Regions from separate parts of the Homo sapiens genome. Here region 2 is linked to region 1. The links are chromatin loops, found by intact Hi-C in ENCODE. Cell type or tissue: Caco-2. All regions are shown on one strand.

Region 1 (4,000 bases):
AAAGATTTAACACTGTCAATTTCAAATGTATTCTACTTTGGCACTTCAGTTGATTCCTTCTCATGTTCCTTATAGTTCATTTTTGTATATTTACATATCTTGTATTCTTTTAGAGCATTGACTCAATATGATATATTTGTACTATTTATATTTTATCACAGAAAGAACTTTGTTTATTGAATACTTTCAGCCTAAAATTCCTGCTCTGTGTGAATATGAACATTACTGCCTCTGCTTTCTCTCCCAGTGTGTTTCACATACTTGTTCAAATCTTTATTTATATTTTTTTCTCTCCACTTTAGCTTTAAGTTTTTCACTCCTGGCAATATATTTCAAGATTTTAAAATCCAAAATAAGACTCTGTCTTTAATGGAGAAATGTAGATTACCTCGGATATCTGCTCATTCCCTCATCTGCTTCAAGGCCGCTCACCCAGACCACAATACATGCTACACCACACAACGCAACACACACTTCACCTGGCACTTCCCATTCACCTATCTTGCTTTTTTTTTTTTTCCTGTGTAGCATTTATCTTACATACAGCCTATTTTGGTTTATTTGTTAATTATCAGTGTCTTCTGACAAGTGTGTAAGTTCCACAGGAAAAGAGACTGCTGTACCCTTAGTGATTGGAACAGTACCTGGCATATACGAGGTACTCAATAAATGCTGCTGAATAAATGAACATTTATGGTGATAACTGTAGACCAGCTCTACTTTTGGTTATTCTATTTTATGCTTTGTACATTTTCTGCTATGTCTTTTCTCTCTTTCATGTCTATTTTTATGGGTTATTCTGTTTCCTTTGCTTTAATACATATACACAAACTTAAATGTATACATATATGTGTGTGTGTGTGTGTGTGTGTGTGTGTGTAGAGATTGTTGCCCCGGCTGGTCTTGAACTCCTGCGCTCAAGTGATGCTCCCGCCTTGGCCTCCCAAAGTTCTGGAATTACAAGCATGAGCCACCACATCTAGCCTTCTTTTGCTTTTTAAGACTTGTATTGTACACACTTTTTTTTTTTTTTGAGACAGAGTTTTGCCTGTCACCCAGGCTGGAGTGCAGTGGCACGAACTTGGCTCACTGTAACCTCCACCTCCTGGGTTCAAGCGATTCTCCTGCCTCAGCCTCCCAAGTAGCTGGGATTACAGACGCCCGCCAGCATGCACATTTAAAAAAATTCCATGAATGATCACAATAAAGGATTCCAAAAAAATTCCTAACTCCATGTAAAGTTATACTCAGATAAAGAGATAGTATTTTGGATTGCCTTTTAGGGATGGCAAAACCTTGGCTTTTTAGTTTTAACTTTTTGTTATTCCTCTTGTCTTTTAAATTCTTGATTATTTTATCATGTGGTTCTGAGAGACTCTCACTGTGTTTTTATTTTTTGTGTCAATAATATTTATAATTATTTCCTCTGAATCACATGTAGTCAGGCTTTTTCTTATGCTCCCGTGAGCTTTTCAGTAGCAAAACTTTGCTGTTGTAATTGCTAAGGTTCAATATGCCATATTTTGTGGATAAATATGGCAAGAAATGCATGTTTCACATGTTAACAGCTTGGGAATTGAGACACGTCTTATAATTGATGTGTCTTACAATCATTGTCAGCCAGAGGGCACTGAAACCATAGTGGTCAATTGCCTACCCATGCATGTACTTTGTCTCAGTTATTTATAACTTTATAAATATTTATAAATCAGTTATTTATAACTTTTATAAAGTGTCATCACTTTAACTGAGCTTCCTAGATCATTGGTGCAATACATGTTGAGTTTTATTGCTGCTTAAAATGCTTTCAAACAAAGTTATTGTGTGTGCAGAGAAGAAAATAAAGCAATAGGACATATGTTTATCAGTAAAACCAGTGTCACGGAAGGAATCACCATAATTTGTTGTAGAAGAATTCTATGTTTTTCTTTTAGAAAATGAATACGAATATGAATAATGAGTTGAGTTGGTTCCAAATTCTTAGGTGAAACTAATTTTTTTGGAGGTTCTATATTAGAATATGCAACAGGCATTGTTGCAGCAGAAGAATCCAAGGCTGGCTTGATTTTTGTTTCTTTAAAATTGACTTACATTTCCCATTTCGAAGAGTGTTTCTGCTTTTAGTGTTGGTTTGTTTTGCTTTTAGTTAAAAAAATTAATGTCATTATTGATTTTGGTTTCCTCTGTTCTTTCTGTTTTTTGTATTTATCCATCCATCCATCCATCCACCCACCCATTTCTATCAGAGGGCTATACTATGCCAGAAACTGTAGATAAAAGAGAGAAACATACAGCCACAATTTTTGTTCATCACTAGAAATCCCTACAATTTTGCAGTTCCTGAATCTTTAGCATCTATATTTATTATTTTAGATTTTCTCCACTTATTTGTTCATTTTACATCTGGGTATGTTTCTATAGTTTATATTTATAATTTTTAATATTCTATAATTTTTATTGACAATTTAGTTTTCTTAGGTGTTATTTTTACTGTTTCCAACATTATCTTGCTAGGTCTATTTTGGTTTTTATTTCACAATATGTGCTGTTTATTCTCTATTTGGCCATTCCTCCAGATCCACTCTCAGACTTTCTCTTTCCTGTTTGGTGCAATGGAAGACTGATTTCTATGAATTGCAATCTTTGTGCTGTTTCCAGTTGACTCCTGATTGGGCTTGGCAAATGAAATGCAGCAGCAGGAGTTAAGAAAGGAGAAGGAGACAGAAGTTAAGGTAGTTTTCATCCTCTTTCTTCTTGCTTTGGTGGTGTGGTTTTGTGGTGGCTGTGAGCTTCCTAGATTACACCTCTTAAAGGGTGGTCCCTACTCCATTCCAGCTTTGACTGGGCTTTAGTAATGCCATCTATCTATCTTATCCCCCCTCTAAGCAAAGAGACTGTAACATCTTTCTTCCATTGCTAGTCTCTGGATATTTTACTATCACTGTTGCTCCCTTTAACTATGTCTGCCCTCTGCAAATAGTCCCCTTGTAAAGCTTCTTCAGGTAAAACACCTGAGAGGAATTACGTTTCCTGCATGGTCCAAAACTGATATAGTGTTTTTACCTACAGTGTCCCTAAGGCATAGAATATAGTGGTGGGATTCTGGGACTGAGTTGCTTACACACTTAATGAGTGAACAGATGACCACTTATGCCTGGCAAACCATAGCAAGCAAGGGCTTCACAATTACTCAAATTATCTCTGTGGCGAGTGTGGGATGCAGTGTCTGTGGAGGGCAAGACTTGAGGTGGTCCATTGGAGTAGCTGCAGTTGATTACAGTGACAACCATAATTTTTACAAAGATTGTGGGGTGGCATGACTTCTATGGATATATTGGAGAGCTTACAAAAGCAGAAAGAAAAGCTTGGGATGAATATTCAATTCAAGGCCAGAGTAGAGGCTCTGGTAGTCATACAGGGAAAAAAATGAACCTCACTTCATGACATATACAAAATTAGAGATTTTACTTTGATCTGTATATAAAATCTAAAACAACCAATTTCCAGAAAACAGGAGAATATCTTCATAGCTTTGGGATAGGCAAAGAATTCTTAAATAGAATACAAGAAGTAAAAAGTGCTAACCATAAAAGGAAAGATTGGTCAATTGAGCTTTCAAAAATTAATAATTTTTGTTCAAAAGATACCATGAAGAAGATAAATAAGACAAGCCACTAATTACAAGAAGATATTTCCAAGACATATTTCTAACAAAAAATCATATCCGTAATACATTAAAATCTTATAGAAATCAGTAAGAAAAGTAACTCAAATCAAAACTTCATTCAAAAAAGACTTGAAAAGAATTTACAAAAAAGGATATAAAAATGAACACATGAAAATATACTTAACATTATTACTCATGCAAACTAAATCTTCAGTGAAATACCATTAGGCTGGGCACAGTGGCTCATGCCTGTAATCCCAACATTTTGGGAGGCCTACATGGGCAGATCATTTGAGGTCAGGAGTTTGAGACCAGCCTGGCCAACAAGGTGAA
Region 2 (4,000 bases), 250 kb after region 1:
ATTGTGTGCTGGGAACAACACTGCCTTAGGAATTTCTGTTCTTTTTCCTGCCTTGAGGGGAATGAAGGGTGAGGGTGACCAACACAGGAGAAGAATCACTGGAGAGGCTTGGTGGCAGCAAGTTCCCAAGCCTCTGTGCTTGCGTAATTTGCATCCCACACAACTGTGCCTGCCAAGTCCTACAGAGAGAAACCAGACGCATGCCAGCAGGCCAGGCTGGACTCAGAAGGGCACAAAGGGCCCCATCGTGGGCATGTGTGCGAAGTATTCAGGCCGAAGATCAAAATCCTTGAAGTTCACTCTTTTAAAAACTCCAGCACTTTTACTGAACTAAAGAATTAACTCAGCCAGGCGCAGTGGCTCATGCCTGTAATCCCAGCACGTTGGGAGGCCAAGGTGGGTAAGATTGCTTGAGTCCAGGAGTTTGAGACCAGCCTGGGCAACATGGCAAAACCCTGTTTCTACTAAAAATACAAAAAATTAATCGGGTGTGGTGGCGCATACCTGTAGTCCCAGCTACTCAGGAAGCTGAGGTGGGAGGATCACCTGAGCCCAGGAAGTTGAGCCTATGGTGAGCCAAGACTGCACCACTGACCTCTAGCCTAGGCAACACAGCAAGACCCCATCTCAAAAAATAAAAGAATTAACTCAGTTATACGACACTTTTGTATTTGTTTTGTTTAAAATACAGATTTTAAAATTAAAATTTTAACTTTCACTAACTTGTTTAATGAATTGTCAATAGAAACTATATTTTGAGACGTCAATAAGTCCCTGAAGTTTTTTTTGGCGGGGGGGGCGGAATCTCTCACCTTTATAGCCTGAAAACACACCTGGTGTAATGCTGTGTCCCTGGTAATGTTCAAGAACTATTGAATGAATGAACACATGAACGGCAAACATCAATCCCTCGCAGCCCCCAGAAAGGTTTTTCCAGCCAACTAGCTGACAAGCCCATTTGGGTGTGTGTACTTTAAAAACAGCCACCACCACGCCAACCACTGTCAGCTTACACACCTGATGGAGCTAAAACTGGAAGTGTTCACACGGTGGGCTTTCTCGGGGGGAGGCTGAAAGACTCATCACACATTCCAGCTCACAGCGGAACTTCTTACATTAAATACATTTGACTTAAATCACAGAAGGAAAAATACATTGAATCACTCCAAGGACATTCTTTGGCAGGGCCTCCCTTTCCGCATCAGTGGAAAAGTACAAGCTATGACAACCTGAGCAAGGGTCAGTATCCTCATGGGCAAACAGGGTCTGCTTTCTTTTCCTGTGCAGTAGTCAGGAAGAGTCCCCTAAGAGAAAAGAATGCTGGGTGCATTCAATCCTTTATTCATTCACTTGCTCACTCATTCATTCATTCATTCTTTTTTTTTTTTTTTTTTTTTTTGCGACGGAATCTCGCTCTGTCGCCCAGGCTGGACTGCAGTGGCGCAATCTAAGCTCACTGCAAGCTCTGCCTCCCGGGTTCACACCACTCTTCTGCCTCAGCCTCCCGAGTAGCTGGGACTACAGGTGCCCACCACCACGCCCGGCTAATTTTTTTGTATTTTTAGTAGAGATGGGGTTTCACCATGTTAGCCAGGATGGTCTCTATCTCCTGACCTCGTGATCTGCCCGCATCGGCCTCCCAAAGTGCTGGGACTACAGGCATAAGCCACCGTGCCCGGCCCCCATTCATTCATTCTTTATGCTCTACAGCGGCTGTGTGTTCGTGTGTGTGTGTGTGTGTGTCCTCCCCAGCCTCCATGACCTTTGGAAGAGCTGGCATCAAGCATATTCCCTCCCGCTGTATGGTACCCAGAAGCAGACTTTACTGGGAGTTCTCTCATCTCCCTGCTCCCTCCTGGCTGCTGTCACACCAGTCGGGTGCCTGGGCACTTGGAGGATTCTGCCACAGCAACCATAGCTTGGCTCCCCACAGGTGAGGCAGTGACTATCTGCTGCCCAGATGACCAGCACCCTGGCAACTGGAGGAAAGCGCTCACCAGCTCTCCCAGAACCTGGAAAAGCCCAGCACTGCCCCTGCCAGGAAGAAGTCGTCATCTGCATCAAGCAGCACAGCTCTGGTGACCTTGCAGTCTCACCTGCACTGGCACCTCTCCCTTGAGACATCCACAGAGTGGCCTTCTCAATCTGAAACAACTGCTCACTTAGGAAAGTCATCAAAACCCATCAATATCACCTCCTCGATGCCTTCCAAGGAGGCCATAGACAGAAAGGGCTTTCAGGCCCCAGGACAGTGGCCTACATATTTGGGAAACTCTTTTAGGATTTCATACCCTTAGCTATGTCTCACATTCCCCAGCCAGACAGTAAGCTTTACGTGGGCAGATATGCAAAGACAAGGGGAATAAAGGGATGTCCCTCAGGCTGGTGTGTTTTAAAGGAGTAAAAGAATGTCCTTCAAGTACAGAAAAGATCTTACAAAGGCACCAGATGAAGAAACTGGCCTCAACACATCAAAATACAACTGTCCAACAATCTCGGGGACAACAAAATGAACAGAACCTTCCATTGTGACTCACGGACAGCACAGGAAAGGGCCACAGCCCACACATCTGCTGACCGTTCCAGTCCTTGGAGCAGGACTCTGCAGAGGAAGCCAGTGGTGATTGGCACTCCTCTCCTTCACTGTATGGAGTTCTCAGACAGCTTCGTGGGTATTACATTGTTGATTTATGCCCATTTTATGTCCTCCCCTTGGGAGTGGGCTGGTTCTCAGAAAACATCACACAACCCACTTTTCTATCCCATATAAAAGTAATGGTTCCAAGTATGATCTTAGTATTAACTCACAGATTATTAAATAAAATCTCTATAGGCAGTTATAACAGACTTAATATATCACATTAAATATGCATAAATATGTTCAAATATAAATAACATGCATATGTATGATAGCTATGTGTTATATTTGAATGCACATATTATATACATATATGTATTTACAGTTCAGCATTTATTCCTGAAAGTTGAAAATACTTTGTTTTCATAACACAAATTCTAACAGAAATAAAATGTCCTTTAAAAACTGTACAAAACAAAACAAAACACTAATGGTTCCCCATGCCCATAGGGAGAACATTTTCTAGGTCATTCTCCAAGCACCAAAGTTTAAAAGAAAAATACACCAAAGGGCTGAGAACTCCCCAGAAAAGACTAGCAGGTTAAAGAATAAGAACTTTGGGAGCAGACAGAGCTGGGTGTGAATCCAGGCTCCCACATTTGGTAACTAAATAAGGCAGGGCAATTTACTGGATCCTTGGGTGTTCTGCAACAGGGCTGATGTAGCCTGCCTCGTAGGTAGATGTGAGAGTTCATGAATTAACAGGAGCACAGGTGCCAGCCTGACTGCCTGGCACATAGCTCCCTTCCCCGGGGAGGTGCTGTTTCTGACAGCTGTGGAAGATAGAAGAAGGTTGGTCTCTGCCTCCTGCAGATGCTGTTCTAGAATTCACTAAAGACACCAGGATGACAGCCCAGGGGTTTCATGGGCTATAAGCATGGTTAGTTCTGTGATTCAACTACAGCCAAAGCCAGGGACTTCTCCCCCTTGAGCCCCAGGCATATGGCGGGAGATCTGGACAAGAGGTAAGGAAAGCCAGGGTACATTCCTTCATGGAGTCTCCATCTCCACCTCTGCACCCAGGCATCTCTGGGCCCATCTATGATTCTATAATTGTAGGCATCCAAAAGCATAAAGGTACGTGTGCCTAATGGCCATGTATGATCAACCTTTTCACAATCTGATTCTTGCCTCTTCCCATGCCTTCTTTGCTCCAATACTGTGAACAGGCAAGGTCTGACTTTGTGAGCCTGTGTACCTAACGTCGGCTGAATATCTCAGTTCTTGTGTGAGAACGGCCATCAGCCAAAGGGAAACATTCTCACTGGGTGACACTGGGAGAAGCTTTCCAAGAGCCCTTGGAAGACACACCTTTCCAAGGCCTCCACTCTTCCTTTTTTGGATATGGCAAAAATCATTTCC

Evidence for each region. A loop is a pair of places that touch in the nucleus more often than their neighbours do. Peaks named below come from ENCODE experiments on the same cell type or tissue, not always from the same donor. Only the 100,000 strongest peaks of a DNase experiment are listed, where the experiment ranks them.
Region 2: a loop joins it to region 1, with 13 times the contacts of the local background. A loop is called at or near these places in 11 of 110 quality-filtered maps.

What each region holds. Positions count from the first base shown.
Region 1 is chr14:91,648,483-91,652,482 of GRCh38, forward strand. All of the region lies in intron 15 of CATSPERB (catsper channel auxiliary subunit beta), which reads right to left. Among named protein-coding and RNA genes, the nearest start is that of CATSPERB, 82 kb to the right of the region's middle. In Caco-2, a CTCF peak has its summit at 1,654; no DNase peak of the experiment used is centred here.
Region 2 is chr14:91,897,421-91,901,420 of GRCh38, forward strand. The region is part of intron 4 of FBLN5 (fibulin 5); the gene reads right to left. Among named protein-coding and RNA genes, the nearest start is that of TC2N, 32 kb to the left of the region's middle. RefSeq lists an enhancer at 1-204. In Caco-2, no CTCF peak of the experiment used is centred here; a DNase peak (open chromatin) is centred at 2,021.